4 separate regions of the Homo sapiens genome follow, and regions 1, 2 and 3 are each linked to region 4. The links are chromatin loops, found by intact Hi-C in ENCODE. Cell type or tissue: B cell. All regions are shown on one strand.

What was found. Hi-C counts contacts between places; a loop is a spot of excess contacts. Peaks named below come from ENCODE experiments on the same cell type or tissue, not always from the same donor. Only the 100,000 strongest peaks of a DNase experiment are listed, where the experiment ranks them.
Region 1: a loop joins it to region 4, with 15 times the contacts of the local background. A loop is called at or near these places in 104 of 110 quality-filtered maps.
Region 2: it touches region 4 in a loop (8-fold over the local background); 27 of 110 quality-filtered maps call a loop at or near these places.
Region 3: it touches region 4 in a loop (7-fold over the local background); 13 of 110 quality-filtered maps call a loop at or near these places.

What each region holds. Positions count from the first base shown.
Region 1 is chr19:1,109,215-1,117,214 of GRCh38, reverse strand. SBNO2 (strawberry notch homolog 2) reads left to right here. Exons shown (of 32, transcript NM_014963.3): 16 at 289-386; 17 at 1,112-1,194; 18 at 2,793-2,984; 19 at 3,511-3,680; 20 at 4,266-4,397; 21 at 4,678-4,813; 22 at 4,914-5,026; 23 at 5,148-5,219; 24 at 5,601-5,709; 25 at 6,122-6,196; 26 at 6,327-6,470; 27 at 7,438-7,532; 28 at 7,617-7,709; 29 at 7,792-7,923. Among named protein-coding and RNA genes, the nearest start is that of GPX4, 9.2 kb to the right of the region's middle. RefSeq lists enhancers at 1-307, 3,616-4,535, 4,536-5,455, 5,456-6,375. In B cell, a CTCF peak has its summit at 3,796 (motif pointing left); DNase peaks (open chromatin) are centred at 3,714, 4,644, 7,043, 7,319 and 5 weaker places.
Region 2 is chr19:917,957-925,956 of GRCh38, reverse strand. KISS1R (KISS1 receptor) reads right to left here. Exons shown (of 5, transcript NM_032551.5): 2 at 7,289-7,413; 3 at 6,332-6,467; 4 at 5,851-6,083; 5 at 4,952-5,667. The coding sequence ends at 5,209. It also overlaps a transcript of ARID3A not described here. Among named protein-coding and RNA genes, the nearest start is that of ARID3A, 4.1 kb to the left of the region's middle. RefSeq lists silencers at 1-882, 973-1,062, 4,043-4,122, 5,349-5,418, 5,649-6,038 and enhancers at 5,170-6,109, 6,110-7,050. In B cell, CTCF peaks have their summits at 3,972, 4,174 (motif pointing right) and 7,938; DNase peaks (open chromatin) are centred at 246, 4,086, 5,616, 6,166 and 3 weaker places; H3K4me3 peaks cover 4,363 bases; H3K27ac peaks cover 1,413 bases; H3K27me3 peaks cover 1,298 bases.
Region 3 is chr19:1,053,054-1,061,053 of GRCh38, reverse strand. ABCA7 (ATP binding cassette subfamily A member 7) reads right to left here. Exons shown (of 47, transcript NM_019112.4): 24 at 7,523-7,725; 25 at 7,218-7,266; 26 at 6,944-7,048; 27 at 6,713-6,861; 28 at 6,360-6,484; 29 at 6,176-6,274; 30 at 5,703-5,957; 31 at 5,115-5,147; 32 at 4,811-4,988; 33 at 4,555-4,724; 34 at 3,970-4,147; 35 at 3,625-3,740; 36 at 2,995-3,139; 37 at 2,785-2,908; 3 more. Among named protein-coding and RNA genes, the nearest start is that of ARHGAP45, 10 kb to the left of the region's middle. RefSeq lists an enhancer at 4,371-4,870. In B cell, no CTCF peak of the experiment used is centred here; DNase peaks (open chromatin) are centred at 2,888 and 3,543; H3K27ac peaks cover 392 bases.
Region 4 is chr19:1,190,513-1,198,512 of GRCh38, reverse strand. No RefSeq gene overlaps it. Among named protein-coding and RNA genes, the nearest start is that of STK11, 11 kb to the left of the region's middle. RefSeq lists a silencer at 3,751-3,980. In B cell, CTCF peaks have their summits at 3,586 and 3,816 (motif pointing right); a DNase peak (open chromatin) is centred at 3,862; H3K4me3 peaks cover 720 bases; H3K27ac peaks cover 421 bases.

The sequences.
Region 1 (8,000 bases), 81 kb after region 4:
CACCCTGGTGGGTGAGAGACGCCCGGATGTCCGTCTTCCAATCAGAGCCAGCCAGGGTGTCAGAACAGCGGAGTGTGACCACACAGTGGGCAGCTCACCATCCCGAGACAGGCAGCCGGCAGACCCCCACCCAGCAGTGTGTGTTGTAGGGGGGCCGTGGCCCCTCCTGGGGAGGCGAGCACAGCAGCAGAGTGAGGGATGTGGCCATCACCCCAGGCCTGGCAGGTTCTGGCCCCACAGAGGCCCCACAGCAGGGCTGGTGGCTCACAGTCCTCTGCCGTCCCACAGTGCGTGGTCATCGGGCTGCAGTCCACGGGCGAGGCGCGCACGCGGGAGGTGCTGGGGGAGAACGATGGGCACCTCAACTGCTTCGTCTCGGCCGCTGAGTAAGTGTCACGGTGGGGACAGGACTGTGGGCTTCCTGCGCTCATGGCCACCCCTCTCTGTGGCCACCTGTGGCCTGACCCTGCCCCTTGGCCCCAGCAGCAGGAGGTGCTGGGGTGGGCTTTGCTGGGCCCCCAGCCTCAGCCACAGAGGCCTTCACCGCTGCTCCAGGTCTAAAGCAGAGGCTTGGAGGTGGACCCCAGGCATGGTGGGCCTGGAAGGTTTGGGACATGGTCTCCAGGGGTCTCAGAAGGAGGCTTCCTGCATCTGTGCCGTTTTAACAAGGGGGCTGTGGATTTTAGGGGCTGGCCCTCCCAGCTGTCTGAAGCCCCAGCCTCTCCCCTGTTGGTTGAGAATGCCCCGGGAGGGTCACAGCAGCCCCCCTAGATCCCCCCATTGCCTGGGGGTCGGAGCTCCCCAATGCCCCCAGCTACCCCTTCACCCTGCCCCCTGCCCCTGTCCTGGGAGCCATCATCATATCCGGCCACATTCCTCAGAGCGGGGGAAGCCTGGTGGCCGAGGTGGCCCTGTGACACCAGGAGGCCAGAGGAGAGCTCACAGGCAGCCCCCAGTCCTCCCCAGCCCACTCCACACAGGAGACCCTCTGCCCAGGCCCGGTCCTGTCCGGGACCCCCACAGGGACCCAGGGGTGCGTCCAGCTCCTGGAGAGCAACCCCGCCTGGCCTCAGCTCCTCGTGTGAGAATAAACTCCGCGTCTCACTTTCAGAGGCGTGTTCCTGTCGCTAATTCAGAAGCACTTTCCGTCCACCAAGAGAAAGCGGGACAGAGGAGCGGGCAGCAAGCGGAAACGTAAGCCCTGCCCCCCATGGCCCCACCCACCCCTGCCCCTCTGCTTTCTCCCCCCGGGGGCTGGCTGGTCGCTCCCTGCTTCCCCCACTCCCCCGTCCACTCAGCCAAATGCAGGTCCTGTCCGTGCCAGGCAGGCTCAAGGCTCCGCTGCCAGTGGCAGGTCTTGCGTGGACCCTGCCATGGAACGCTTAGGGAAGAGGAAGCAACAGACAGCCTGAAGGACACAGACGTGGGTGCCGAGCGAGACCCGGGGGGCGGGACACGGACGCGGGTGCTGAGCGAGACCCCTCCCACCTTCCGTTTTCAGGGTCTCCACGGTCCCTTGGGGAGCCCATTGATAACCCCCAGGCTTCTGTCACAGGGAAGCCCAGAGCTGCCTGTCGAAGTCTGGTGTGTGGCCTCCCCAGGCACCCCGCGTGTCCACCATACTGGCCAGGCCTGAAAGGACGTTGGATATGGGTTTATTAATATTGTCCCGTTGGCTGGGCGTGGTGGCTCACGCCTGTAATCCCAGCACTTTGGGAGGCCGAGGCGGGTGGATCACCTGAGGTCAGGAGTTTAAGACCAGCCTGGCCAACATGGTGAGACCCTGTCTCTACTAAAAATACAAAAATTAGCTGGGCGTGGTGGTGGACGCCTATAATCCCAGCTACTTGGGAGGCTGAGGCAGGGGAATCGCTTGAACCTGAGAGGTGGAGATTGCAGTGAGCCGAGATCATGCCACTGCACTCCAACTTGGGTGACAGAAAAAACTCTTGTCTCAAAAAAATTAATAAAAATAAAATATTGGCTAGGTGCAGTGGGTCACGCCTGTTGTAATCCCAGCACTTTGGAAGGCTGAGGCGGGCAAATCACCTGAGGCCAGGAGTTTGAGACCAGCCTGGCCAACATGGTGAAACTCCATCTCTACTAAAAATAGAAAAATTAGCCAGGTGTGGTGGTGCATGCTTGTAATACCAGCTGCTCAGGAGGCTGAGGCAGGGGAATTGCTTGAACCCGGGAGGTGGAGGTTGCAGTGAGCTGAGATCGCACCACTGCACTCCAGCCTGGGCAACAGAGTGAAACTCCATCTCAAAAATAAATAAATAAGCCAGGCGTGGTGGTTCACGCCTATAATCCCAGCACTTTGGGAGGCTGAGGCAGGTGGATCACGAGGTCAGGAGATCGACACCATCCTGGCCAACATGGTGAAACCCCATCTCTACTAAAATACAAAAGATTAGCCAGGCGTGGTGGTGGGCGCCTGTAATCCCACCTACTCAGGAGGCTGAGGCAGGAGAATCGCTTGAATCCAGGAGGCAGAGAGTGCAGTGAGATGCCACCGTTCTCCAGCCTGGCGACAGAGTAAGACTCCGTCTCAAAAGAAAATAAATAAATAAAATATGGCCCCCCACACCGTACCCTCCTGGCCACAGGGCACGGGGTTCCCTAGAGGGCGTCCCTGGAGAACAGCTGAGCTGCTTGCCCAGAGGCAGGGGGTTCTCGGATGGACCTCCCCAGCTCGGACCACTGGCCTTGCTCTGTCCTGCTGCGTCTCCTCCACCTGCTCCTCCACCTTGCTGCGGTCTGGCCCTCGGTGACCCTGTCCTTCCCTGCAGGGCGACCTCGGGGACGCGGGGCCAAAGCCCCCCGGCTGGCGTGCGAGACAGCGGGCGTCATCCGCATCAGTGACGACAGCAGCACGGAGTCGGACCCTGGCCTGGACAGCGACTTCAACTCCTCCCCCGAGTCCCTGGTGGATGACGACGTTGTCATCGTTGATGCAGTCGGGCTCCCCAGTGACGACCGGGGTGAGGGCTTGCCCAGGCTGGCCAGCCACCTGTGGGTCAGGATTCCAGTCCAGGCTGAGCAGCCACCTCTGGGTCAGGATTCCAGCCTGAGGCTCCCCCGGCCTCCTGGCGGTCACCACCCACCCCAGGTTGTAGCCCTCAGTCCAGCCCACCTGAGCCCAGCTGCTGCTATGGTGCCCACTTTACAGATGGGGGAAACTGAGGCCCAGAGAGGGGAGGTCAGGGGTTATACCACTGGTCAGAGGCAGAGCTGGGGCTTGGGGCTGGGCAGTCCCTACCCCTGTGGAGGCAGTGAGGTCACAGTGTTTGGTCCGCGACAGGAGGCTTAGTCTCGCCCCAGCTGGTCTCAGGGAGACAAGTGCAGAAAAGCAGTCCTGGGCCACGGTGCCGGGCTTCCCCGCCACCCTGCCGTCCCTCAGGGTTGCCCCGGGCCCCTTGTCCTTGCCCTCCAGGGGCCAGCCTTGAGTTAGGTGGGCCCTAGAAGGCAGCCAACATGTCCTGCCCTGACCCTCCACCTCCTCCCTAGGACCCCTGTGCCTCCTGCAGAGAGACCCGCATGGCCCCGGGGTCCTGGAGCGGGTGGAGCGGCTGAAGCAGGATCTGCTGGACAAAGTGCGGCGGCTGGGCCGGGAACTGCCAGTCAACACCCTGGACGAGCTCATCGACCAGCTGGGCGGCCCCCAGCGGGTGGCGGAGGTGGGTGGGACGTGGCAGCTGGAGTGTGGTGGGCGGGGCATGGGCAGTGGGTGGGGCTTCACGCAGGCTGTGTGCAGCTCTGGTGGCCCCTGCTGGTCACTCTGCGTCTCCGCGGCCCTGCGAGGAGGGGGCGTTTGGGGAGCCCTGGGGCAGCAGCGTGCTGTCCAGCTCGGCCCGGGAGGCCACGACCTCCTGTGGACGGCCTGCCCCATCCCTCTAAGCCCCAGATCCCCCAGCCTGGCCTGCGCAGGCCTCTGCTTAGATCGTTGCCTGAACGCACCCCTTGGGGTGCCCAGGGCCAGGACACAAGCCCCTGGGCCTGGTTCTGCGGCCTCCTACTCCCTGCCCCCGCCCAGCTTCACTTTTTCACTTCGTGGCGCCGGCTGGCTGATAATACCAGGCCTTGGACAGGCACACATCGCCTGGGTCCAGCAGTCCCGCCCTCCCTTTCCCAGCACCCCCACCTCCCGTGCACAGCTGGGAGCCCATGACCACTGTAGGACATAGGGAAGCTGAGACACGGGTGGCCAGACTCCTGCGAGGCCACAACACTGACGGCCGGTTTTGTCCCTGTCTCGGCTGCAGATGACCGGCAGGAAAGGCCGCGTGGTGTCCAGGCCCGACGGGACGGTGGCCTTCGAGTCGCGGGCAGAGCAGGGTCTGTCCATCGACCACGTGAACCTCAGGGAGAAGCAGCGCTTCATGAGCGGCGAGAAGGTGCGGGGCTGCAGTGCACTGGGCGCGGCCCACGGGACCCAAGAGGCACAGAGGGGCCCAAGGGTCCCCGGGGACTGTGGACCCGCGCACTTCTGGAGTGTGTGTGTGCCAGGTGCGGGCGCGAGTGGCCGTGTGGCGGGTGGTGTCCGCGCCCCGCAGGCCTCTCGCTGCCCCGGGACGTCCTGGTGACCTGGAGCGGGGGCCTAGTGGGTGAGGAGGTGGCGGCAACGCTGGGGCGGGCCTTGCACCAACCGTGTCCCGGCCCCTTCTTTCCCCCTAGCTCGTGGCCATCATCTCGGAGGCCTCCAGCTCGGGTGTCTCCCTCCAAGCCGACCGCCGTGTCCAGAACCAGCGGCGCCGCGTGCACATGACCTTGGAGCTGCCGTGGAGCGCCGACCGCGCCATCCAGCAGTTCGGTGAGTCCGGCCCCGCCCCCAGCGCTGCCTGGCCCCGCCCCCAACATGGTCTCGGCCCCGCCCCCGCCTGGCCGGGCCCTGAGAGCAGCTCTGCCCCCAGGCCGCACCCACCGGTCCAACCAGGTCTCCGCGCCAGAGTATGTCTTCCTCATCTCGGAGCTGGCCGGGGAGCGCCGGTTCGCCTCCATCGTGGCCAAGCGCCTGGAGAGTCTGGTGAGCAGGTGGGGGTGGGGCTGAGAACCAGGGACAGGCCCAGGAAGGCTCTCCAAAGCTTTGTGGGGTGCTAGAGGCCAGACCCCAGGTGACCAACTGATGGCCTCCCCACCCCTGGCAGGGGGCCCTGACCCACGGAGACCGCCGCGCCACGGAGTCCCGTGACCTCAGCAAGTACAACTTTGAGAACAAGGTACTGCAGGGAAGGCAGGGTTGGGGGGCGGGGCAGGGGCAGGGGTCTAGGGAGGGCCGGATCTAAGAGCCTGGGGGAGGGGGTAGATGGGGGCTGGAGAACGTGGGGCTCAGTGGTCTGGAGGAGGGCCGGGTCTAGGACCCCCAGGGGGGAAGGGGGCTTCTAGGGGCTCAGGGAGGTGGCATCCAGGGGTCTGGGGGAGGACCCAGTCTAGGACCCCCGGGGAGGAGGTGGCTGAGAGCTGGGGGAGGTGGGGTCTAGGAGTCTAGGGGAGGGCAGGGTCCAGGGGCCTAGGGGAGGGTGGGGTTCTGGGGAGGCAGGGGTCCAGGGAAAGCCAGCCTCCTCCCTGGGCCTCCTCCCCGAGTCACCTTCTCCCCCTAGTATGGCACCCGGGCCCTGCACTGTGTCCTCACCACCATCCTGAGCCAGACTGAGAACAAAGTGCCTGTGCCCCAGGGATACCCTGGAGGGGTCCCCACCTTCTTCCGGGGTAAGCTGGGCTGGTGGGGGTCTTCCTGGGAGGGGCAGGGGTTGCAGAGCACTGGGCTCCAGAGCAGCTGGGGCAGCAGGCTTTGTAGGCCGGTTGTGTGTTGAGTGACCCCTCCCCACACACGGACAGAGAGGGCTGTGAAGGCAAAGGGAGCCAAGGCGGCCCCCAGCAGCTGCCGGGTGGGTTTCCAGGGCAGCTGAGGGGCCTGGGGTTTGGGTTTACTCCCCAAGAACATGCTGTTCTCACTCCTGTAAGTCAGGCAAAAGGCTCCGCTCCTGGCCCTGGCCCTGGCCCTAGGCTGCAGCTGCTCCCCAGCCCCCCAGGGAGCTGCTGGTCTCTGGAAAAGGAGCTAGGGGCTTCGAGGGAGGGGCAGGGGTGGGAAGACCAGCATGTGAGGCCCCTCTCCCCGCAGACATGAAGCAGGGCCTGCTGTCTGTGGGCATTGGTGGCCGGGAGTCCCGGAATGGCTGCCTGGACGTGGAGAAGGGTGAGTGCCCCACACCCAGGCCCAGAGGCGCTCCTGTCTCTCATCTCATGCAACCTTGGCCTCGGGTGGTGAGCAAAGCAGGGAGAGGGATTCCCAGCGCAGCCTGAGGCTTGGCTCCCTCCCCTACCAGACTGTTCCATCACCAAGTTCCTGAACCGCATCCTGGGGCTGGAGGTGCACAAGCAGAACGCCCTGTTCCAGTACTTCTCAGACACCTTCGACCACCTCATCGAGATGGACAAGCGGGAGGGCAAATACGACATGGGCATCCTGGGTGAGCACAGGTGCCGGGGTGTGGTGTGGGTGGGTGTGGGTGCGGGGCTCGTGGGAACGCCATGCATCCTGGGTGGGCTCGGGGCTCGTGGGAACACCGGGCATCCCGGGTGGGCGAGGGGCTCGTGGGAACACCGTGCATCCCGGGTGGGCGAGGGGCTCGTGGGAACGCCGGGCATCCCAGGTGGGCTCGGGGCTCGTGGGAACACCGTGCATTGTGGGTGAGCACGGCGAGGGCCTAGGTGGGCAAGGGGCTCGTGGAAGCGCCATGCATCCTGGGTGAGCGAGGGTACTGGGTGAGACTGGGCGGATGCAGGCACAGGGCTCGTGGGATCACCGTGCACGTCTCTGGAAGGTGCCCAGGCTGGTGCACGCTGCCCACCATGCTCATCCCCAGGCTTCACGGGGCACCTGCTACATTGTTGTGAACGAAAGGCCGGCGAGCCTGTGCTTCCAGCCTCATGGGGCCAGGCCTGTCCATCAGGACCACTTCCCTGTGTCCAGATGAGGGTCGGGTCCGGGCCATGGCTACTTCACTCATGAGCAGTGCCGCAGCCAACCAGGCTCCCACGATCCCCCACAGCCTGCTTGGGGTCACCCAGCACCTGAGCAGCCCCCAGGCTCCTACAATCTCCTCACAGCCTGCTTGGGGTTACCTAGGATCTGAGCGGCCCCCAGGCTCCCACGATCCCCCACAGCCTGCTCGGGGTTACATAGGACCTGAGCGGCCCCCAGGCTCCCACGATCCCCCACAGCCTGCTCGGGGTTACCTAGGACCTGAGCGGTTGCCAGGTTGGGGCCCACGTGCACCATCCCCACGCTGGGCCAGGTCAGGCCAGGATCCAGGACACCCTCTCCTGTGCTCTCGGGGGGTCGTCTCTAGGGTGCGCCCCGGCTACGGGACTGACCCTGGCCCCAGCCCACAGTCCCAGGCCTGGACACCACTTACCCTCCACCCGCCCCCCTAGACCTTGCTCCCGGTATCGAGGAGATCTACGAGGAGAGCCAGCAGGTGTTCCTGGCTCCCGGGCACCCGCAGGACGGGCAGGTGGTCTTCTACAAGGTCAGCAGGAAGCCCCACAGCCCCTCACACTCTGCCCACCCCGCCCCCACCACACTCACACCCCCCCACCCCGTGCCGTGGCAGATCAGCGTGGACCGCGGCCTGAAGTGGGAGGACGCCTTTGCCAAGTCGCTGGCGCTGACGGGCCCCTATGACGGCTTCTACCTCTCCTACAAGGTGGGGTCGGGCGGGGTTACCCCCCCAGAGGAGGGCCCGCGGGGGGCGGACCGGGGCGCGGCCTCAACGCCCCCCTCCGCAGGTCCGCGGTAACAAGCCCAGCTGCCTGCTGGCGGAGCAGAACCGCGGCCAGTTCTTCACGGTGTACAAGCCCAACATCGGCCGGCAGAGCCAGCTGGAGGCCCTGGACAGCCTCCGCCGCAAGTTCCACCGGGTAGGCGGCCGCCGGGCGCAGCTTTCGCTCGGGTTGCCGGCCCTGACCCCGCCCAGGCTCATGCGGCCCTGTGTCCC
Region 2 (8,000 bases), 270 kb after region 4:
ATCACCAGGGGACGAGTCGCTCTCGGATGCAAATACCTGGCCGGTGATTCAGCGCCGCGGCCCGGGCGCGGGAGGGCCTCGCCAGGGCTCCCCACTTTTCCCCGCACGCCCCCTCGCCCCCCTCCCGCGGTCTGACGACGCGCAACCAGCCCGGGGGCGCTGGGGAGCCGGGCAGAGTGGACGGAAATTTTCAGGTCGCGGCCCCTTTAAAGGATAATAAATAATAAACGGGAAGGGGAACAGCGCCGCGGGAGGCCCCGCCCCCGGCCTAGGGACGGTGGGCAAAGTGCGCGACGCGGCCCCAAGCGCAGAGGGTGCCGGGGGCAGGGGCTGGGGCGGGAGCGCCCCGGGGGAAGAAGAGGGGACTGACTGGGGCTCCGCCTGGGCGGGCTGGCCGGAGGCATCGGAGCCAGATCCGGGACCAAGTCTCTTCCCTTCTTACGGAGCACCTACGCTGGGCCTCGTGGACTCGGAGTTTCACCTTCGCCCCTTAGACGGAGAGACCCTGAGAGAGTGACTTCACTCTCCGGAGCCGCCGTTTCCAAGTCTGAGAAATGGGCTTGAAAGACCCGGTGCAGAGCTGGGCGGGCGGCGTCGGAGGGAGGGAACCAGGGTCCCGCCGGCCTCCCTCTGGGGAGGGACGGGCTGCAGACGGGGGCTCGGCGCGGGCGTGGGGAGGTGCGCGCTGGGACCCGGAGCCCCTTTGTGAAACCAGGACGACCCTGCCCGGCCCGGCTGTCACCAGCGTCGGGAGCTCGGCTGCCCACCACCCCCCCGTGAAGGTGGTGATGACTTACACGGTCTGAGCGGTCGCTTGCCCAACCACGTGCCCCGCGCCTCCCTCCAGGGAGGTCCCTGCACGTCTCCAGCCCTCACTCCTCTCTGTAGTTGGCAACCTTCTTGTCGCCACTGCGCAGAGCAGGAAACTGAGGCACCGAGCGGGGTGCAAGGAAGGCGGTCGGGAGGGGGACGCGTGCTCTGCAGGGAGCTGTGTGCGCGGGAAGCGACCCCAGGGGGCTAAGCGCAGAGGCCCAGGCTCCAGCCCGGACGTGAGCCCCAGGGGAGCCTGGAGGGCGGGCAGGGGCCACCCCGGGGGACCCTCACTTGTGGAGGGTCTCTGGCGGGCTCGGGTCCCCGGTCCTGAGTGTTGGGGGCGGGGTTGTAGTCGTCTCCCTCCCCTTTCCCTAGACTAGCACACGGCATTGCAACTTTCTCTCTGTCCTTCCACCTAGTTGCACCTCCTCCCTCCACAAAACTGCAACCGGGGCCGGCGCGGTGGCTCACGCCTGTCATCTTAACACCTTGGGAGGCGGAGGTGGGCGGATCATCAGAGGTCAGGAGTTCGAGACCAGCCTGGCCAACAAGGTGAAACCCCATCTGTACTAAAAATACAGAAATCAGCCGGGCATGGTGGCGCGCGCCTGTAGTCCCAGCTACTTGGGAGGCTGAGGTAGGAGAATCGCTTGAATCCGGGAGGTGGAAGTCGCAGTGAGCCGAGATCGCGCCACTGCACTCCAGCCTGGGTGACACAGTGAGACTCCACCTCAAAAACAAAACAAAACAAAAAACTGCCGGCAGGAGAGCTGCCCCCGACAACAAGGCCTGAATCCAGCCTTCCAGCCCCAGGGCCACGTGTAACCTAATGGCGGCAGGTGTCTGAGAGGCCTCCACCATAAGGCTATATTAAACACCAAACCCAGCTGCCACCCCTATCTCCGATGGAGAGGCCTGAGACACCTGCCCCAGGTTGGGGGTGCTTTGGAGAGACGCTCCCTGCAGCGGGATAAAGGGGTGTGGGAGTACCCCCTTCTCGGGCCAGGACCCAGCTCAGGTCTGAAGGTGCAGGAAGTCCCTCCCACCTACGATGGAGCACCTGGAGGCCAGCAGACCCGAAAGGCACCTGGAGGGCAGGTGCATGGGCCTGTCTGTGCCTCAGTTTATCCCTCTATAAAATGGGCCAATGTTAATTCAACCCTTTCACCATCCTGTTCTGGATTAGGCTGCCCTTTGTTCAAAGGGAAGGGCACAGGGTGGGGGCATAATTACCCCCAGGGCAGGAAGGGTAGAGCCCCTACCCGTTTCCCAGGAGGAAGCTGTGATCCGGGTAGCTGGCTGCAGCTTCCCCCAAAGGGGCCGCGCAGGGGGGTGAGGGGATGCAGGATGGCAGCTGCCTGCAGTGAGGGGGCTCCTATTTTTAGCCCAGAGAGGGAGCCGGGAATGTCTACGCAGACTAGCTGGCTCCACCATATTCCAGATGCCCTCATGCCCCGCAGGGGTAGGCAGCAGTGTGGATTTAGATCAGTACAGACCTCTCCCAGTCTCTTTCTCAAGCTGTGCATTGGGCACAGCAGCCCCAGCTTTAAACATTTCCTAACCAGACCATCTACCGGGGGCACAGCAGCCCCAGCTCTGAAGGTTTCCCAGCCAGACCATCTCCTGGGGGCACAGCAGCCCTAGCTCTGAAGGTTTCCCAGCCAGACCATCTCCTGGGGGCGCCTGGGGCTTTGGGAACCTCCCCCACACAAAAACAGCGTGATCCTCCCCCAACCCTGCTGGTCACTGGACCGGTTCTCTACTCTGCACTCAGGTAGGGGACATCCTCATAAAACCCCCCAGATCCCGCTCCCACAGCTCTGCAGGTTAAAAAGCCCAAACTAGGGCTGGGCCTGGTGGCTCACACCTGTAATCCCAGCACTTTGGGAGGCCAAGGCAGGTGGATCACTTGAGGTCAGGAGTTCGAAACCAGCCTGGCCAACATGGTGAAACCCCGCCTCTATTAAAAATACAAAACAATTAGCCGGACATGGTGGCAGGCATCTGTAATCCCAGCTACTCGGGAGGCTGAGGCAGGAGAATAGCTTGAACCTGGGAGGCGGAGGTTGCAATGAGCCAAGATCACACCACTGCACACCAGCCTGGGAGACAGAAGGAGACTCTGTCTCAAAAAAAAAAAAAAAAAAAAGAAGAGAGCTCAGCACAGTGGCTCACGCCTGTAATCCCAGACTTTGGGAGGCTTAGGCGGGAGGATGGCCTAAGGCTAGGTATTCAAGATGAGCCTGGGCATAGACCCTGTCTCCACAAAAAATTTATAAAATAAAAAAATTAAGGCTGACCACCGTGGCTCAAGACTGTAATCCTAGCACTTTGGGAAGCTGAGAAAGGAGGATCTCTTGAGCCCCGGAGTTTGAGACTAGCCTGGGCAACGTAACAAGACCCCATCTCTACAAAAAATACAAAAATTAGCCAATTGTGGTGGCACACACCTGTAGTCCCAGCTACTCGGGAGGCCGAGGCAAGAGGATTGCTTGAGCCCAGGAGGTCGAGGCTGCAGTGAGCCATGATCACACCACTGCACTCTAGTCTGGGCCACAGAGCAAGACTGTCTCAAAAAATAAAATACAGTGGCTCACGTCTGTAATCCCAGCACCTCGGGAGGTGGAGGTCAGCAGATCACGTGAGGCTGGGAGTTTGAGATCAGCCTGGCCAACATGGCGAAATCCTGTCTCTAGTAAAAATACAAAAATTAGCCTGGTGTGGTGGCATAGGCTTGTAGTCCTAGCTACTTGGGAGGCTGAGGCAGGAGAATCCCTTGAACCTGGGAAGCGGAGGTTGCAGTGAGCCAAGATCGCGCCACTGCACTCCAGCCTGGACAACAAGAACAAAACTCCATCTCAAAAAAAAAAAAAAAAAAAATCATATATAATGAATCCAGCCTGTTATATCTCTCTTTATACTGACGCAGATATAAAATATCATTTTTACCCCTCTTCCAGGACATGAAGCAGAATAAAGTATCTTTTTCTTCTTTTTTTCTTTGACGGTGAATATTGTAGAATAAATTACCATTTTGAATAACGTTTTCATAGAAGGGGCCCTCAAAAGTAAAGTGCCTAAGACCGGGATAATTCACAATGTGCCTCTGATTGCCCCACTTCACAGCGGGGATACCTCCAACCGGGGGTCCAGGTTGGGATCCGAAGGAGCGACACCGCGCCCTGGGCACGGGGCACCTCTGGGACTTCTGGAGGCGAGAAAAGAAGGCGCGAAACCTCCGCGGGCCGCGCGTGCCATCTGCCGGGCACCTGCGGGACTGCGGCCGGCGGGAGGGGAGGGGGGGCGGGCTCTTAGGGGCGGGGCCAGCGCCGGCGGCCGCTAGGTGGCGCCGTCTCACCTGAAAATGAGTTTTGCTCACGGCCTGTCATCCCAGCACTTTGGGAGGCCGAGGCGGGCGATCACGAGGTCAGGAGATCGAGACCATCCTGGCTAACATGGTGAAACCCCGTCTCTACTAAATGTACAAAAAAGTAGCCGGGCGTGATGGCGGGCGCCTGTAGTCCCAGCTACTCGGAAGGCTGAGGCAGGAGGCTGAGAACATAGGATGTTTGGTTTCCCATTCCAGTTTCTTAGAGTAGTGGTCTCCAACTCCGGCCAGGTTGTGTGAATGCCATTTCATTACTCTTTATGGCTGAGTAGTAGTCTTCTCTGTGTGTGTGTGTGTGTGTGTGTGTGTGTGCGCGCGCGCCACATTTTCTTTATCTGCTCGTTGATTGATGGGCATTTGCACTGTCTGTTTTCACATTTTAGTCTCTCTAAAAGTGGGATGAGGCCCCGGGCGCGGTGGCTCACGCCCGTAATCCCAGCACTTTGGGAGACAGAGGCATGGGGATCACTTAAGGTCAGGAAAATCGAGACCAGCCTGGCCAACATGGAGAAACCCCGTCTCTATTAAAATACAAAAATTAGCCGGGCGTGGTGGCGGGCGCCTGTAATCCCAGCTACTCGGGAGGCTGAGGCAGGAGAATCACTTGAACCCGGGAGGCAGAGGTTGCAGTCAGCGGAGATCGCGTCACTGCACTCCAGTCTGGGTGACAGAATGAGACACTGTCTCAAAAAAAAAAAAAAAAAAAAAAGTGGAATGAATCGTACACAGTGACAGTCAACTACAAGACAATGAGAAAACGTCTGACACTTTCTGGAATGATCCAGAAAGTCCTGTGTTGACACATGTTTAATTTCAGGAAACACAGAAGTCATAATTTCAATATCAATAGCAAACTTCACAACGAAACTGCACCGAACGTCACAAGAGACCAAAATATTTCCACAGTTGATCTTGGACAGTAAGAAAAATACTAATAACAGAAGAATAGCCGCTGTTCCAGCAGTCCCCGCTCCCGAGGGAGCCGCTCGGATTCCCACCGGGTCCGCTCAGAGAGGGGCGTTGTCCTCCCCCAGGACGCACAGCCCGCGCGCGGCCAGCCCACTGCTCCCTGGCTTCTGCGCCCTGGCGGGGGCCGGGTGGGACCCCAGGCGGAGCAGCTCCGCGTGTGGGGCTGCGGGGTCCGAGGGTCCGGGCCGGCGGGGGCGGCGGGGGCGGCGCGGCGCGCAGGGGCAGACGCGGCGGAAGGCCTGTCGGAAGTGCGAGCCCAGGAAGGCGTAGAGCAGCGGGTTCAGCGCGGAGTTGCTGTAGGACATGCAGTGAGCCCAGGTCTTAAGCGCGTAGGCGGCGTAGCTGCGTGGGTGCCAGGAGCCCGCGGGGCCCAGCGCCTGCAGCACCAGGAACAGCTGGATGGGGCCCCAGCAGGCGGCGAAGAGCAGGACCACGGCCGCCACCAGCCGCGAGACCTTGGCCCGCACGGCGCCTGCGCGCTCTGCCAGCACCTGCCCCTGGGGGGGTGCCGTGAAGGTGGTTAGACGAAAGGCTGGGGCCCGGCTCAGCTCATCCCCTCGCACCGCCCCTCCTGGACCCCTTGGGCTGTCCCTGCCCGCGCAGATGCCCCCACCGGCGCCTCCCACCACGGTGCCTCCCCGCCCGCCCAGCCTTGCTGTCCTCCCACCCACGCCGCGCACCTGCAGGGCGCTATCGGCGGGCGCGGGGCGCACGGCGACCCGGCCCAGGTGGCGCAGCATGGCCGCATAGCAGGCGCAGGTGGCGAGCAGCGGCAGCAGGTACAGCGCCAGCAGGTTGTACAGTGCGAAGGCGCGCTCCAGGGCGCGGCTGGGGAAGGCCTCACTGCAGTAGGCGCGCGGCCCGGGTGACAGGCGGTGCAGGGCGAGCACCGGCGCAGACACCGCCGCAGAGCCTGTGCCACAAGCCAGGATGAAGACCCCGCTCGGGGAACCAGCGGTCCCCCACGTGCCTCCCCGGGAGGCGTTCACCCAGCCACCCTGCAAAGGCCCGGGCGCCCCGTCTGCAGCCTCGCTGGCCCTAGGCAGGCAGAGCTATTGCGCCCATTTTCCAGATGCTGGACCGAGGCGGCAGGTGGCTCCGGGCGCCCAGGGCACTAGGACGTGTCCGCCTTCTCCCGTGAGGCCCCTGAGCTGTACTCACCTACCCAGATGCTGAGGCTGACAGCCAGCGCCAGGCGGGGCGTGCGGCGGTGCAGGGCGCGCAACGGGAACACCGTCACGTACCAGCGGTCCACACTCATGGCGGTCAGAGTGGCACACGTGGCCTGCACCGAGACCTGCGGGAGCCGCCAGCCGGGCGTGTGGCCACCTGCGCGGTTGGGAGCCTGCCCTGTCCGCCCGCCCTGCTGATCCCCCTACGTGTGCGAACACTCAGGCACATACACGGGAAGTGTCCTGGGAGGAGTGTCCAGTGCGGGTTGAGGGGACAGAAGGTGGGGAGACTGGGAGAGGAGGGCAGGAGGATTGGGGAAGTGAGGGAGCCCTTGGGGGGCGGCTGATACCCCGAGTCTGAGACAGGGGGGCTGCGTGGGATGGAGGGACAGGCGGGGCAAGAAGCCTCAGGGCCTCAGTAGCCCTTCCTCACCAGTGACCCGGGTCCCCGTCTGCATCCCTCCCCCATTCCCGCCCCCCACTCCAGTTCTAGGCTGCACCACCGCCCAGCCCCTTCCCGCAAGCTGGGCACCCCAGCCCCTGGTTCTCCTATGCGTTGCCTCGCGCCCCGCCCAAGGTCCGTCCTCCCTTCCCACGTGGGCTCCCCCTCCCCACATGCGCCCGCCCCCCGCTCCGGAGCTCATCCCCTCTCCTCGTCCCCACGTGCGCCTCCTCCCCTCCTGCTCCAGAGTGCACCCCTGCCCCGCCCCACCATGCGCCCCCTCCCCTCCAGCTTCTGAGTGCATCTCCCTCCGTCCCCACGTGCGCTCCCTCCCCTCCTGCTCCGCAGCGCACCCCCCCTCCCCGTCCCCACGTACGATCCCCTCCCCTCCCACTGCGGAGCGCACTCCCGCCTGTCCCCAAGTGCGTCCCCTCCCCTCCCACTGCGGAGCGCACCCCCGCCCGTCCCCAAGTGCGCCCTCTCCCCTCCTGCTCCGGAGCGCACCTGCTGGATGTAGTTGACGAACTTGCACATGAAGTCGCCCAGCACCCAGCCGGGCAGCGGGTACAGCAGGGCCGTGAAGGGGACGCAGCACAGGAGGAAGGTCACGTCCGTGGCCGCCAGGTTGGCTGCGGTGGGGATGCGCGGGCGCTGGGCGTGGGCGCCACTGGCCGCGGGAACCGCCCAGCGCTCCTGGCCCTGACCCCTGGCCCCCACCTTGGTCCGAGTGACCAGCAGGATGGCTCAGGGAGGCCCCCCCCTCCCCCAGCGCCCCTGGCCTCCTCGGGCGGAGAAGTTGGGGCGCCTTCTAGTAATTCCCCCTTACATCTCAAACATTACGCCTCCGGCTCGGATTTCCTGGCCATTCCGGCAGAAATCGGTTCTGCTGGGCCCTGTCCGGGCTGGGGGAGCCTAAGCAGGCCCCTGACCCTCTGAGCCTCAGTTTCCACAACTGCAAACTGGAGACAATGGTGCCGGCCCAGCAGCCACCGACTGGGCTCACAGCTGTGTGTGATAGGGGACCCCAGGACACAAATGCATAAACAGGCTCAGAGAGCCACCGGGGCAGGGGTCGCAAACTAAGGCCCGCGGGCCAAGCCAGCCCCTCCCCCAGCCCTTTGTTCAGCTGACACCGAGCCGTTGGCCCGCGCTGCACCGGGGCGAGCCCCGCGAGTGGCCAGGTCGAGGTTTCCATGTGCCACACTCCCCACCCTCC
Region 3 (8,000 bases), 140 kb after region 4:
AGGCAGATATTGGGGTATGTAGCGAGGCATAAAGCTGTCACTTAGCAGGGAATGGCTTTTGGCACACAGTGGGTACCCTATAAAGGTCGTGTGCAGCAGTGCTCAACAAATATCAGGGCATGAGCTCTCCATATGTTTCCTGGCACACTGTGTGTACTTAGGCTAGGTGCACAGTCAGCCCAAGGTAGAGAGGTTGGCCAGCACACAGTAGGTGCTTAGTAAAGATATACTGTGGGCCAGGCCCAGTGGCTCACACCTGTAACCCCAGCACTTTGGGAAGCCGAGGTGGGCAGATCACCTGAGGTCAAGAGTTCAAGATCAGCCTGACCAACATTGTGAAACCCCATCTCTACTAAAAATACAAAAATTAGCCGGTTGTGGTGGCGGGCGCCTGTAATCCCAGCTACTCAGGAGGCTGAGGCAGGAGAATCGCCTGAACCTGGGAGGCAGAGGTTGCAGTGAGCCGAGATCGTGACACTGCACTCCAGCCTGGGTGGCAGAGCGAGACTTTGTCTCAAAAAAAAAAAAAAAGAAAAAAACAAAGGCCGGGCATGGTGGCTCACACATGTGATCCCAGAACTTTCGGAGGCCAAGGTGGGTGGATCATTTGAGGTCAGGAGTGCAAGACCAGCCTGGCCAACATGGTGAAACCCCGTCTCTACTAAAAATACAAAATCAGCTGGGCATGGCGGCATGTGCCTGTGGTCCCAGCTACTCGGGAGGCTGAGGCTGGAGAATCGCTTGAACCTGGGAGGCGGAGGTTACCGTGAGCCAAGATTACACCATTGCACACCAAGCTGGGTGACAGTGAGACTCCATCTCAAAAGAAAAAAAAAGAAAAAAAAATATATATATATACTGCAATGTGTGCTAACAAACAGCACTTGTTTGCAGATGTGTACCAGCCCTAGTAGGTGGCCAATAAGTGGCACACAGCAAATACATTTGTATATAGTAGGTGCTTGAATGTGAACTGGTACAAAGCAGGTGCCTGATAAATGCTGGCTGTGAGCAAGTGCTTGATGTAGATGTGTATACAATAGGGGTCCAATAAATTCTATTGGTATTTGATAAACGTTGATGGACACAAAAGTATTCAGTACACCTCTTTAGTGAGCACAGTGTGTGTTTAACAGAGGTAAGCATGCAGTAGGTGCTTAATGAGGTTTTGTTGGCTCAAGATAAATGCACAGGCCAGACGCAGTGGCTCACGCCTGTAATCCCAGCACTTTGGGAGGCTGAGGCGGGTGGATCATGAGGTCAGGAGATCGAGACCATCCTGGCTAATATGGTGAAGCCCTGTCTCTACTAAAAATACAAAAATTAGCCAGGCGTGATGGCAGGCGCCTGCAGTCCCAGCTACCTGGGAGGCTGAGGCAGGAAAATGGTGTGAACCCGGGAGGTGGAGCTTGTAGTGAGCCGAGATCTCACCACTGCACTCCAGCCTGGGCGACAGAGTGAGACTCCGTCTCTAAAAAAAGATAAAATAGGGCAGGTGTGGTGGCTCACGCTTGTAATCCCAGCACTCTGGGAGGCTGAGGCGGGTGGATCACGAGGTCAGGAGATGGAGACCATCCTGGCTAACACGGTGAAACCCCGTCTCTGCTAAAAATACAAAAAAATTAGCCGGGCGTGGTGGTGGGCGCCTGCAGTCCCAGCTACTCGGGAGGCTGAGGCAGGAGAATGGCATGAACCCGGGAGGTGGAGCTTGCAGTGAGCTGAGATCCCACCACTGCACTCCAGCCTGGGAGACAGAGTGAGACTCCATCTCAAATAAATAAATAAATAAATAAATAAATAAATAATAATATAATAAAATAAAAATAGGAGCACAAATATTGGCATACAGTAGGTGCCCAATAAAAGGTGGTGGATACACAGTAGGTGTTCAGTAAAGGATGATGGGCAGGGCATGCAGTAGGGCAGCCACTCACTGTCCCTGCACCTGGCCTCCACCCCTGGACTCACCTCACCAGGGGGAATCCCCAGGCACAAGCGGTCAACAGCTGGCATCCTCTGCCCACGGTATACCTGGGAGAGTGCAGGTCTTTCAGAAAGGTGAGTGGGCCAGTGGGAGCACCCCCCACCCAGCAGTCGACCTGACCACACCTACCTTGGTCAAGTTCCTCAGCACCAACACATCCCCCTGGGTGGCTCCTTGGACCACCCGCTCCCGTTCACGGGCTACATCCTCGTCCTCCTCTCCCAGGAGTGGCAGAGACCTCACCCTGGGCCTGGGGACAGAATATCTGTGGGCTTAAAGTAGGTCCTTGGCCCCTGCCACCCTCTCCATAGACCTCACTAACTGTGGCAGGAGTTGGCTTCGGTGCTGCAGCAGTAGTGTGAAGAGAAGGAAGAGGGGCCCCTGTATCACCATGGCCAAGAGGTTCTTGCCGACCACCTCCCAGCGCAGGGGTGACTGGAACTGCCTGTCTCCTGTGGATATAGAAAGGAGGGACTGGGTCCATGAGAGTCTTGGTTTCTGGCCCTTTCTCCATCCATGTCACTCTGGATTCTTAAGGGAAAGGAACACAAATTGGATAGGCCACTCAGCTGGAGTCTAATTGGCATAGAAAACAGAAGAGGCCTCTTGTGATGTAATCTAAGAATTAGCTTTTTATGGCTGCTTTCTTGTACCTCCAACTTGGCCCAACCTTAGGGCCACCTAAGAACCCTGGCTGTCTCCCTGGGGGGCTGTTTTTCTCCACTCTGTATAATTAACTCTAGGTCTCCAAGGGTGCTAGCTATCTGTAGCCATGGCCCCACCTGACAGGAAGTTCTCACCCAAGCGCTCAAAGGCATCAGCCATGGCCTGGTTCCGCACCATGTCAATGAGCCCCCGGCCCAAGCAGAAGTGGGGGAAGATAAGGAAGACCTGTTTCAAGATCCGGCTCACCTCCTGCAGCTTCTGCTCAAGGGTGGGAGACGGATGTTGGTCAGGGGCTGAGTCCAACGACCCAACCCAGCCCAAGCCCCAGCCTCGTGGTGCCCCACCTGATCAGAGAAGAGCTCAAGCACAAAGGTGGCCATGCTTCCATTGATGCCAATAAAGAGGTTTATGCAGGTGAGCACCACATAGGCTGTGCTGGGCACGGAGAAGAAGAAGGAGGCTGGGTACATGAGCGGTGTGATCGACCAGCTGAAGGGACAATAGGAGTCACTGGAGTAACCACTCAGACTGAGAAGCCCTGAGAGGAATAAAAATCTCCATTCCCATCTTCTCTGCCTTAGACCTTGACATTTTCACCCAAAGCACATTTCTGTTTTTTTTTTTTTCTTTCTCTCTTTCTCTTTCTCTCTCTTTCTTTCTTTTTTAGAGGTGGGTCTCTCTATGTTTCCCAGGCTGGTCTCAAACTCCTGGCCACAAGCAGTCCTCCTGCCTCGGCCTCCCAAAGTACTGGAATTACAGGCATGGGCTGCCTTAGAACTCTACTAATATGAGTCAGGATAAGATGAGCTTTTAAGGCCACCTTGGCACACCACTGAATTGGATCACACACGGCATCACCTCAGACCTCCATATCCTCTCCTTGGGAGTCACTGCAGAGTTCTATCTCAGCAGCATTAATGTGGAAGGCAGTAAGGGGTCAGTAAGAATAGGCCCTGAGGGACTGGGGGCCTCACCCATACAGTAGTAGCAACAGCAGGAGAGCAGGCAGGTTGGCAGGGGCCACATATGCCCTCTGCTGGAAGGCCAGAAAGATGAGCACCACGATGCATGCTGGCACCAAGTAGTTACACTGCATTGGAGATGGCAGTTACCTTTATCAGCCTAAAGAGGTGGGCACTGCCACCCTCAGCCCTGTTCCCACCCTGACCTCCTTGCTTTTTGAGTAGGAAGGCACAAAGTCTCCCACAATCCTCAAGACTTTACCCAGGCCATCTTGGACAAGCCCCTGCCTACAAGGGGCCAGACAGGGCAGTGGCAAGCAGTGGCTGGGCCCCCACCCGTCCAAGCAGCCCCCGCACCATGTCCCAGAGAAAGTTGCCAAGCCAGTAGAGGGTGGGGGACAGGCCCCCCATGAGCTGCAGGTGCTTGGCTCGGGTGACTCGCTCCTCAATGAGGACAAGAGTGAAGCTGGCCGGGACAAAGGACATGGCAAAGACCACACAGATGGAGACGAGGACGTCCACCGAGGAGGCCATCCTGGAGGTGAAGACATGAGAGCTGTTGTAGGGTGAGGGTGCATGGGTTGCTCAGAGCAGAGCTGAACACGCCATTGATGGGACAAAGGTCTATGGGGCAGTCAGCAGTGGCAGAGATGGCAGGGGCAATTTAGGGATGAGGGTGCCTGGGATTTGGCAGCAGAGGTTGTACAGGTCTCAGGCAGGATAAAGGTTGGTGGGATGAGGATGTGTGGGGGAGGCTGGGGCCCGCTGAGTCTGAGGAGGTCCCATTTCCCTGGCTTAGGGAGCAGAGGAACAGTTTCTATCCCCCATTTATAAAGCAAGAGTGTGTCAGGGTTCAAATCCAGCTCCCACCACCCCAAACGACAGAGAAATGGAGGCAGGGTAGGACGTGCAGGGTAGGACATGCAGGGTGGAGGGACTCACAGTGCACCCTCAGACAGCTGCTCCTTGGTGAGGTTCAAGGGGTGGTTGAGTGTGGTGATGCTGTGGGCGTGGCGGGCCGGGCCTGGGGGCAGGTGAGCACGGAGGATTGCGTTGCTGGCTCGGTTGACAAAGGCCACCATGGAGTGCCAGCCTTTGTTGTTGAACCAGATCTGGGTGGGGGTCAAGGTCATAGGGTCAGAGCAATGGGGTTGGACCTTGCTGTGACAGGACGCCCACCTGCCCCCCCAGTTCCCACCTTGAGACTGTCCTGAGCATCCAGGCTGTGAGCCCAGGCTGTGAGGTTTTTCAGGACACGGTCGAGGGCCCCGCCAGGCAGGGGACTCAGCAGCGCCCACAACTCCTCCACTGAGCGGCCCAACTCTTGGCCCGAGGGCAGGCCTGGGTCTCGGCCCCCCAGCGAGAAGCCTCCGTATCTGTGGGGCCATGCAGGCAGGGAAGGGGAGCTGAGGGCCGGGGGGGCCGGGAGAGCTCCCAGGGGGCAGGCAGAGGGCATGGGAGTGGAACTGGGGCAGGGGACCCCAAGCTAGACCCCTCCTCACCTGACCTCATTCACCCACTTCTTAGTCTTCAGGCTGTGGGAGAGATGGACAGAGACACAGGCAGACAGGGATGTGGGACAGAGAGAGAGATGGTGAGAGGGGAGCACAGAGTCAAGGGTGGACAAAAACAGGAAAGAAAGCCGGGCGCGGTGGCTCCTGCCTGTAATCCCAACACTTTGGGAGGCCAAGGCGGGTGGATCACCTGAGGTCAGGAGTTCGAGACCAGCCTGGCAACACGGTGAAACCCCATCTCTACTAAAAATACAAAAATTAGTCGGGAGTGGTGGTGCGTGCCTGTAATCCCAGCTACTCGGGAGGCTGAGGGAGGAGAATCGCTTGAAACTGGGAGGTGGAGGTTGCAATGAGCTGAGATCACACCTCTGCACTCCAGCCTGGGCAACAGAGGGAGACTCCATCTCAAAAAAAAAAAAAAAAAAAAAGAGGAAAGGAAGGTACGCGAGACTCCCAGCCCGTAGCCCCAAGCTGGGCATCCAACCCCTCCACTTCCTCCTCCAGGACCACACCAGCCCCAGCAACCCAAGGACCCATGCTATAGCCAGGGAAACTGAGTCCCAGGGCATGGCTCACCCCTGGCGCACCAGGCGCGGGTAGGTCTTGACCAGGAAGTCAGACAGGTTCCGGCCTGTCAGGTTCTGAACCACTTCCCCAGAGCCGGTCACTGCCTGGGGCGGAGGGGGACCACCAGCTGCAGCCGGGCAGTCGGGCAGCAGGCGCCGGGCACCGGGCCGGCTACACTGGCAGGCTGGGGATGGAGACTCTGGGGTCCAGTTGCCACTGGCCAAGACCTTGGCCACTTCAGCAGGAACTTCTGGTGCCGAGAACCTGCAGACAATGGGCTGTGCACACTCAAGGGCGCTGCAGGGTCAAGGTGAAGGTCTGTGGGCACCCAGCTTCTGGGGGTTCCTGGAGCCACAGAGGCTCCCAGCTCCCAGGTGGGCACAGGGGATGCTCCAGGTGCCCCCTGAGGCTCCCTGGCCAGGGACCAGATGGGAAAACTGAGGCCAGAGAGGGGAAAGGTCCAGGCCAACAAGACGCCTCACCTGTGGGAGCTATGCTGCACTGGGGGCTCCTCCAGTCCTGCCTCCTGCAGCAGCGCCTCGAGCAGCCGGGCACGTCCAGGGTCCCCTGGGGCGTCCTCACTGTGTGTGAGGGGAGATGTAGGGTCAGGGCTGTACCCCCAGGTCCCTAGTCTTCCTGCCACCAGCCCCTTCCTTCTGCACCCACCTGAAGAAGGACACCTGAGCACCGTACATGGTGGGACTGAGCCGCAGAGCCGGGTAGTGCCCGAAAGGAGGCACGATGAGGCTGAACACGAGGGCCAGGCCCACAAAGAGGGCAGGCAGCACGATCTGGGGGACCAGCCCATCAGCTGCTGCTTCCATCCACCCTCCAGGCTTGCTTGCACCTGTCCCTGCTCCTGCTCTACAACCACCCATGGCTCCCCAGTGCCCTCAATAAATGTGCTTTGGGTTGGGAATACACACGGGGGTAAGGGTTTGGATTAGGCCACTGAGTGGACGGCCAGGGTAGGGAACTCAGGGACTCCCATGCGACTCCCTGGTGCTAGCCCTCCTCACCTGGGCGAACAGGCCGCGGCGGCTGCGGCGGGCAAGCAGAAAGCGCTTGAGAAGCAGGGCCTGGAGCTGCTGGCGGGTCAGTGCCCAGCCCTGTACCCGGCCCACGGCGTCTGGCCCAGAGCCCTGGTCAGTCTCTGGGGCTGACCCAGCTGTGAGGGATGAGAGGGTCAGTGCTCACGCTGCTGTGGGGGGGTGGCTGGGAGGACCCCAGGGCCACTGGGAAGGACTTACCTGGTTCCCCGTTCTCCAGCGCTGTCTCCTGTGGCGGCATCTTGAGCCGTAGGGTTACGTCTAGGCCAGCAATGCCTGTGCATAGGTGCTGCCCGCAGCTGCCATCTGCAGGGCCATCAGGGGTCAGGGTCAAAGTTGAGGGTCACGGATTGGGGGATCAGGAATCAGGTATAGGGTAAAGGCTATGCCTTGGGCCACACTAAGCCAGGGATGGGGACCTGGCCTCTGGTCCCACTCTGGACTGGGGTCAGGGGTCAGGGAGCTGTGGCCGCACCCTCCATATCTGTGTCCGCAGCACACTCCTCCACCACCTTCAGGAAGATCTGGGGAGACAAGCAGGGGCTCAGAGACTGGACACCGACAGGGAGAACTGGGGGCTTGTGAGCCCCCCACCCCTCCTACACCATGGGTCCCCCAGGCCTTCCCAAGGGACATCTGAGCCACCAGAGCTCCTCATGTGCCATGCCTCCTCCCTGAATGTCCTTGCTGCTCATAAACACGCTATTCATCCTTCAAAACACCACCTCCTCCAGGAAGCCCTCCTCCTGGCCCCACCTCACCACCACCCAGGCCTCACACCTCCTCGAGGCTGGTGTCGGAGATCCCGTAGCCAGTGAGCCTCAGCTCCGCCAGCCGCGTGTCTAGCTCTCGGAAGAGTGTGGCGAAGCTGCCGTCATGGGCACCCGTGTAGGGCAGCACCAGCACCAGCTCGTGTGGCAGCTCCTCCACCAGCCGTGCCCCGGGCACCCAGTGCTGTACCAGGGCCAGCAGCTGAGGAGTGCCTGTGTGGACAAAGGGGTGCTTCAGGGAGCCCCGGCTCACGCCCCACCCCAGTCTCCCTGGGGAAGAGGCATTGGTGACCTGTGAGGGGACTGTCCCGGCAGACAGAGATCAGGGTTAAGAACGTAGGCCAGGTGCGGCCGGGCGCAGTGGCTCACGCCTGTAATCCCAGCACTTTGAGGGTTGAAGCAGGCAGATCACCTGAGGTCAGGAGTTTGAGACCAGCCTGACCAACATGGTGAAACCCCATTTCTACCAAAAATGCAAAAATTAGCCA
Region 4 (8,000 bases):
TAAAGTGAAAAAGAGGCAGAGTGACCTCGGGTGGGTAAACCGTGACAAATGGTAATGCTATGGTAATAGGAAAAAGTGATGCTTATGACTATTTATGGTAGTCCTGGGGAAAATGCTTTCTTTGCATTCTCTCATCCTCACCAAACTGCAGGTTCTGTTAAGGGAACTGGCTTATGGGTGGGGGCCCCAAGTTATAGCAGAGAGCCCCAGGTTACAAGTGTGGGCTTAAGTTACAGGTGAGGGCCTCAATTATAGGTTGGAGAGGCCCAGGTTCCTGGCGGGGTGTAGGTTTACAGGTGCGGGACTGGGGTTTCAGGTGAAGTCCGGGCTTACAGTGAGTGCCACAGGTTACAGTTGCAGGGGCCCAGGTTCTAGGTGAGGGTCTGGGTTATAGATGAGAGAGGCCCAGGCTCCAGGTCGGGGGCCGCAGGTTACACATGAGGGCCTCAGGTTCCTGGTAGGAACCCCAGGTTACACTTGCAGAGGCCCAGGTTCTAGGTGAAGGCCTGGGTTACAGATGGGAGAGGCTCAGATACTAGGTGGGGGTCCCTGGTTACAAGTGGAGGGGCCCAGGTTTCAGGTCGGGGCCTGGGTTCTAGGTGGGGAACTGGGTTTTCCTTTTTTTTTTCTTTGAGACGGTATCTTGCTTTGTTGCCCAGGCTGGAGTGCAGTGGCGCAATCTCGGCTCACTGCAAGCTCCACCTCCCGGGTTCACGCCATTCTCCTGCCTCAGCCTCCCGAGTAGCTGGGACTACAGGCGCCCGCCACAACGCCTGGCTAATTTTTTGTATTTTTAGTAGAGACGGGGTTTCACCGTGTTAGCCAGGATGGTCTCGATCTCCTGACCTCGTGATCTGCCCGCCTTGGCCTCCCAAAGTGCTGGGATTACAGGCGTGAGCCACCGCGCCCAGCCGGTAACTGGGTTTTCAGGTGAAGGCAAGGGTTCCAAAGAGGGGGGCACAAGTTCCTGGTGGAGGTTCCAGGCCCCAGGTGGGGGCTGGGTTCCAGGTTCAGAGGTCCCAGGTTCTAGGTGAGGGCCTGGGTTACAGATGGGAGAGGCCCAGGTCCCAGGTGGGGGCTGGGTTCCAGGTTCAGAGGTTCTAGGTGAGGGCCTGGGTTACAGATGGGAGAGGCCCAGGTCCCAGGTGGGGGCTGGGTTCCAGGTTCAGAGGTCCCAAGTTATAGGTGGGGGCTTCTGCCAGCCCCGCCCAGGGCTCAAGCCTCCCTCCATCTCTTCCTCCAGGCTGTCACCTGTCATCTCTCCTACCCACCCATGACTCCCCCCAAACACACAGATCCTGCCCTCCAGCCTGCAGGGCAGGAGCTCTCCTACCATTTCCTCCCCTAGAACCCCTCGCTGACCCCACGTTCCCCCCGGCTCCGATGCCCAGGCCCCCGTTCACCCCCACCCTGCGGAGAAATGCCCGCCAGTCCTCCCTCCTGGCCTCTCTCTGGCCGCAGACCCGTGTCCCAGACCTCCTCCACTAGTGGTCTAAAAGTCGGGGCCTTGGCCGGGCGCGGTGGCTCACGCCTGTAATCCCAGCACTTTGGGAGGCCGAGGCGGGTGGATCATGAGGTCAGGAGATCGAGACCATCCTGGCTAACAAGGTGAAACCCCGTCTCTACTAAAAATACAAAAAATTAGCCGGGCGCGGTGGCGGGCGCCTGTAGTCCCAGCTACTCGGGATGCTGAGGCAGGAGAATGGCGTGAACCTGGGAGGCGGAGCTTGCAGTGAGCCGAGATCGCGCCACCGCACTCCAGCCTGGGCGACAGAGAGAGACTCCATCTCAAAAAAATAAAAATAAAAAAAAAATAAAGTGAAAAAGAGGCAGAGTGACCTCGGGTGGGTAAACCGTGACAAATGGTAATGCTATGGTAATAGGAAAAAGTGATGCTTATGACTATTTATGGTAGTCCTGGGGAAAATGCTTTCTTTGCATTCTCTCATCCTCACCAAACTGCAGGTTCTGTTAAGGGAACTGGCTTATGGGTGGGGGCCCCAAGTTATAGCAGAGAGCCCCAGGTTACAAGTGTGGGCTTAAGTTACAGGTGAGGGCCTCAATTATAGGTTGGAGAGGCCCAGGTTCCTGGCGGGGTGTAGGTTTACAGGTGCGGGACTGGGGTTTCAGGTGAAGTCCGGGCTTACAGTGAGTGCCACAGGTTACAGTTGCAGGGGCCCAGGTTCTAGGTGAGGGTCTGGGTTATAGATGAGAGAGGCCCAGGCTCCAGGTCGGGGGCCGCAGGTTACACATGAGGGCCTCAGGTTCCTGGTAGGAACCCCAGGTTACACTTGCAGAGGCCCAGGTTCTAGGTGAAGGCCTGGGTTACAGATGGGAGAGGCTCAGATACTAGGTGGGGGTCCCTGGTTACAAGTGGAGGGGCCCAGGTTTCAGGTCGGGGCCTGGGTTCTAGGTGGGGAACTGGGTTTTCCTTTTTTTTTTCTTTGAGACGGTATCTTGCTTTGTTGCCCAGGCTGGAGTGCAGTGGCGCAATCTCGGCTCACTGCAAGCTCCACCTCCCGGGTTCACGCCATTCTCCTGCCTCAGCCTCCCGAGTAGCTGGGACTACAGGCGCCCGCCACAACGCCTGGCTAATTTTTTGTATTTTTAGTAGAGACGGGGTTTCACCGTGTTAGCCAGGATGGTCTCGATCTCCTGACCTCGTGATCTGCCCGCCTTGGCCTCCCAAAGTGCTGGGATTACAGGCGTGAGCCACCGCGCCCAGCCGGTAACTGGGTTTTCAGGTGAAGGCAAGGGTTCCAAAGAGGGGGGCACAAGTTCCTGGTGGAGGTTCCAGGCCCCAGGTGGGGGCTGGGTTCCAGGTTCAGAGGTCCCAGGTTCTAGGTGAGGGCCTGGGTTACAGATGGGAGAGGCCCAGGTCCCAGGTGGGGGCTGGGTTCCAGGTTCAGAGGTTCTAGGTGAGGGCCTGGGTTACAGATGGGAGAGGCCCAGGTCCCAGGTGGGGGCTGGGTTCCAGGTTCAGAGGTCCCAAGTTATAGGTGGGGGCTTCTGCCAGCCCCGCCCAGGGCTCAAGCCTCCCTCCATCTCTTCCTCCAGGCTGTCACCTGTCATCTCTCCTACCCACCCATGACTCCCCCCAAACACACAGATCCTGCCCTCCAGCCTGCAGGGCAGGAGCTCTCCTACCATTTCCTCCCCTAGAACCCCTCGCTGACCCCACGTTCCCCCCGGCTCCGATGCCCAGGCCCCCGTTCACCCCCACCCTGCGGAGAAATGCCCGCCAGTCCTCCCTCCTGGCCTCTCTCTGGCCGCAGACCCGTGTCCCAGACCTCCTCCACTAGTGGTCTAAAAGTCGGGGCCTTGGCCGGGCGCGGTGGCTCACGCCTGTAATCCCAGCACTTTGGGAGGCCGAGGCGGGTGGATCATGAGGTCAGGAGATCGAGACCATCCTGGCTAACAAGGTGAAACCCCGTCTCTACTAAAAATACAAAAAATTAGCCGGGCGCGGTGGCGGGCGCCTGTAGTCCCAGCTACTCGGGAGGCTGAGGCAGGAGAATCGCTTGAACCCGGGAGGTAGAGGTTGCAGTGCGCCGAGATGGCGCCACTGCAGTCCGCAGTCCGGCCTGGGCGACAGAGCGAGACTCCGTCTCAAAAAAAAAAAAAAAAAAAAAAAAAAAAAAAAAAAGTCGGGGCCTTGATCGCAACCGCCCCGCTTCACGGACCTAGCTCAGCCCCCCCACGCAATGGAGTGGGGTCGAGCCTCGCACGCACTGGCCCCGCAGCAGCCAGAGGGGTCTTTCCTAGACCCCTGCCAGGTATCCGGTCGCGGATAGAAAAGGGGCCGGCGGTCTGCGCGGACCGCTGTGGCCGCCAGGTGGCGGGCGCGGGCTGCGGCGGAGAGGCCCGCGTCCGGGTTGAGTGCGCGTGCGCGAGGCTGCCCGCTTGGCCGAGCCCCCTCGCCGTGGACCCCGCCCCGCGGTGAGATCCTCCGGGTCCGGAGGCCCCTTCGGGAGCGCAGGGCAAGAGGCAGGAGGAGGGGACGTGTAGGATCCGCTGCAAATAATCCGATAACTGTCCTCGCCACATTCGGCTAAAAAAAAAAAAGTGAAAAATAGGCCGGGCGCGGTGGCTCACGCATGTAATCCCAGAACTTTGGGAAGCTGAGGCGGGTGGATCACCTGAGGTCAGGAGTTCGGGACCGGCCTGGCCAACATGGTGAAACCCCATCTCTACTAAAAATACAAAAATTAGCCGGGCGTGGTGGCGGGCACCTGTAATCCCAGCTAGTTGGGAGGCTGAGGCGGGAGAATCGCTTGAACCTGGAAGGCGGTGGTTGCAGTGAGCCGAGATCATGCTACTGCACTCCAGCCTGGGCAACAGAGCAAGACTCCGCCTCAAAAAAAAAAAAAAAAAGTAAAAAATAATAGGCCGGGCGCGGTGGCTCACGTCTGTAATCACAGCACTTTGGGAGGGGGGCAGATCACGGGGTCAGGAGATCGAGACCATCCTGGCTAACACGGTGAAACCCTGTCTCTATTAAAAATACAAAAAATTAGCCGGGCGTGGTGGCGGGCGCCTGTAGTCCAAGCTACTCGGGAGGCTGAGGCAGGAGAATCGCTTGAACCCGGGAGGTAGAGGTTGCAGTGAGCCGAGATCGCACCACTGCTCTCCAGCCTGGGGACAGAGCGAGACTCCCAAAGTGCTGGGAATACAGGCGTGAGCCACTGTGCCCTGCCATAAAATATATTTTAGAATTCTCATAAAATATATGTAACATGACATTTATTCCCTTTTTTTTTTTTGAAACGGAGTCTTGCTCTGTTGCCCAGGCTAGAGAGCAGTGGCACGATCTCGGCTCACTGCAACCTCTGTCTCCCGGTTCAAGGGATTCTCCTGCCTCAGCCTCCCGAGTAGCTGGGACTACAGGCGCCCATCACCATGCCCAGCTAATTTTTATATTTTTATTAGAGACGTGTTTTCACCGTATTGGCCAGGCTAGTCTTGAACTCCTGACCTTGTGATCCACCTGCCTCGGCCTCCCAAAGTGCTGGGATTACAGGCGTGAGCCACCGTGCTCGGCCTTTTTTTTTTTTTTTTTTTTGAGACAGGGTCTTGCTGTCTCACCCAAGCTGGATTACAGGTGGGGGACTGGGGTTTCAGGTGGAAGCCAGGTTTACATGTGAGTGCCACAGTTTCCACAGAGCCCTAGGTTCCAGATGAGGGCCTGGGTTACAGATCACAGAGGCCCAGGTTCTAGGTGGGGGCCTGGGTTACAGGTTGGGGAGGCCCAGGTTCCAGGTGGGGGACTGGGTTCCAGGTGGGGGACTGGGGTTTCAGGTGAAGGCTGGGGCTACAGGTAAGTTCTAAAGTTCCAGGTGGAGGGGCTGACAGTGTAGGTGAGGGCCTGGGTTCCAGGTGGGGGACTGGGGTTTCAGGTGAAGCCTGGGCTTACAGGTAAGTTCTACAAGTTCCAGGTGGAGGGGCTGACAGTGTAGGTGAGGGCCTGGGTTCCAGACGGGAGAGGCCTGGGTTCCAGGTGCAATCGTAGCTCACTGCAGCCTCAGACTCCATGGCTCAAACAGTCCTCCCACCTCAGCCTCACAAGTAGCTGGGAGTACAGGTGCATGCCACCAGGCCTGGTTAATTTTTTTAACATTTCTTTTGTAGAGACAGGGTCTCGCTATGTTGAACTCCTGGGCTAAGTTGATCCTTCTGAGTCAGTTGAGGACAGGAGTTTGAAACCAGCCTGGGCAACATAGTAATAACCCATCTTGACAAAAACAGCAGTTAACCATGCCTAGCTAATTTTTTTGTATTTTTTGTAGAGATGGGGTCTTGCTATGTTAGTCAGGCTGGTCTCAAACTCCTGACCTCAAGTGATCCGCCCGCCTTGGCCTCCCAGCGTGCTGGGGTTGCAGGCATCCGCCCCTGCGCCCGGCCTCCACGCCCAGCCCCCGTACCCCGCCTCCGTTTAACTTCTTGTGGAGCTACCACACTCTTCCCCAGCGGCTGCAGTCTGGGTATGCTTTTGACTCTTCAGTTTTACGACACGGGAATGCATCACTATTCAAAAACTTAAATTATCACAGAAAAAAATCAGCAAATTCTAGACTGTGGGAAACTTAACAGGAAAAACAACTGGGTTTCATACAAAAGAAAAAAAGAAAAAAAAAAACAAAAACAAACCACAGAAAGAGAGAGGGAGGGCGAACCTGCAGATTAAAAGGCACATAAGAGGCCGGTGAGGTGGCTCAGCCTGTCATCCCAGCACTGTGCAGGGCCAGGAGGGAGGATCACTTGAGGCCAGCAGTTCGAGACCAGCCTGGCCAACATGGCAAAACCCCATCTCTACTAAAAATACAAAAATTAGCCGGGCATACTGGCAGGTACCTGTAATCCCAGCTACTCGTGAGGCTGAGGCAGGAGAATCGCTTGAACCCTGGAGGCAGAGGTTGCAGTGAGCTGAGATCGCACCACTGCACTCCAGCCTGGGTGACAGAGCGAGACTCTGTCTCAAAAAATATATATAAATAAATAAAATAAAATAAATTAAAAGCACACAAGAGGTTTATAAACTGTTCACTAATTGCACGCTTTATTCAGATCCATAACCCAGAAACTATTTTTAAAAATTAGACAATTTGGGCCGGACACAGTAGCTCACACCTGTAATCCCAGCATGTTGGGAGGCTAAGGTGGGTGGATCACTGGATCCCAGGAGTTTGAGACCAGCATGGGGAACACGGCAAAACCTCGTCTCTAGTAAAAATACAAAAAAATTAGCCAGACGTGTCCGGGAGCGGTGGCTCACGCCTGTAGTCCCACAACTTTGGGAGGCCAAGGCGGGCGGATCATGAGGTCAGGAGATCGAGACCATCCTGGCTAACACGGTGAAACCCCGTCTCTACTAAAAGTACAAAAAATTAGCCTCGCAGTGGCGCGCGCCTGTAGTCCCGGCTACTCAGGAGGCTGAGGCAGGAGAATTGCTTGAACCCAGGAGGCAGAGCTTGCAGTGAGCCGAGATCGTGCCACTGCACTCCAGCCTGGGTGACAGAGCAAGACTCTGTCTCAAAAAAAAAAAAAAGAAAAAAGAAAAAAAAAAGACGCATAGGAGAAGCATTTGCTACTATGAAATTTGTACACAGGCTTTTCCGTGGATGTTGATCCTCCCGTGGGTACTTGGGTATTACCTGGGATGGAATGACTCGGTTATATCCTGCATCAGTTGTGTGTGGTGGTCTGGACCGTGGAACCCTGGGCCTATGGTCATTTCCTTCCAACTCTAATAATGTCCTTTTTTTTTTTTTTTTTTGACACATAGTCTCACTCTATTGCCTGGGTTAAAGGGCAGTGCAGCTGTCTTGGCTCACTGCAACCTCCTTCTCCCCAGTTCAAGTGATTCTCCTGCCTCAGCCTCCCAGTTAGCTGGGATGACAGGCACCCGCCACCACACCTGGCTTATTTTATTTTATTTTATTTTATTTTTTGTATTTTTAGTAGAGACAGGGTTTCTCCATGTTGGCCAGGCTGGTCTCGAACTCCTGACCTCAAGTGATCCACCTGCTTCAGCCTCCCAAAATGCTGGGATTACAGGCTTGAGCCATCATGCCCACCCTCTTTATTTTTTATTTTTTTATTATTTATTTATTTATTTGAGATGGAGTTTTGCTCTTGTTGCCCAGGCTGGAGTGCAATGGTGCGACCTCGGCTCACTGCAACCTCCACCTCCCGGGTTCAAGCAATTCTCCTGCCTCAGCCTCCTCAATAGCTGGGATTACAGGCATGTGCCCCCATGCCCGGCTAATTTTTTTTTTTTTTTTTGAGACAGAGTCTCGCTCTGTCGCCCAAGCTGGAGTGCAGTGGCACAATCTCAGCTTACTGCAAGCTCCGCCTCCTGGGTTCAGGCCATTCTCTTGCCTCAGCCTCCCGAGTAGCTGGGACTACAGACGCCTGCCACCACGCCCGGCTAATTTTTTGTATTTTTAGTAGAGACGGGGTTTCACTGTGTTAGCCAGGATGGTCTCGATCTCCTGACCTCG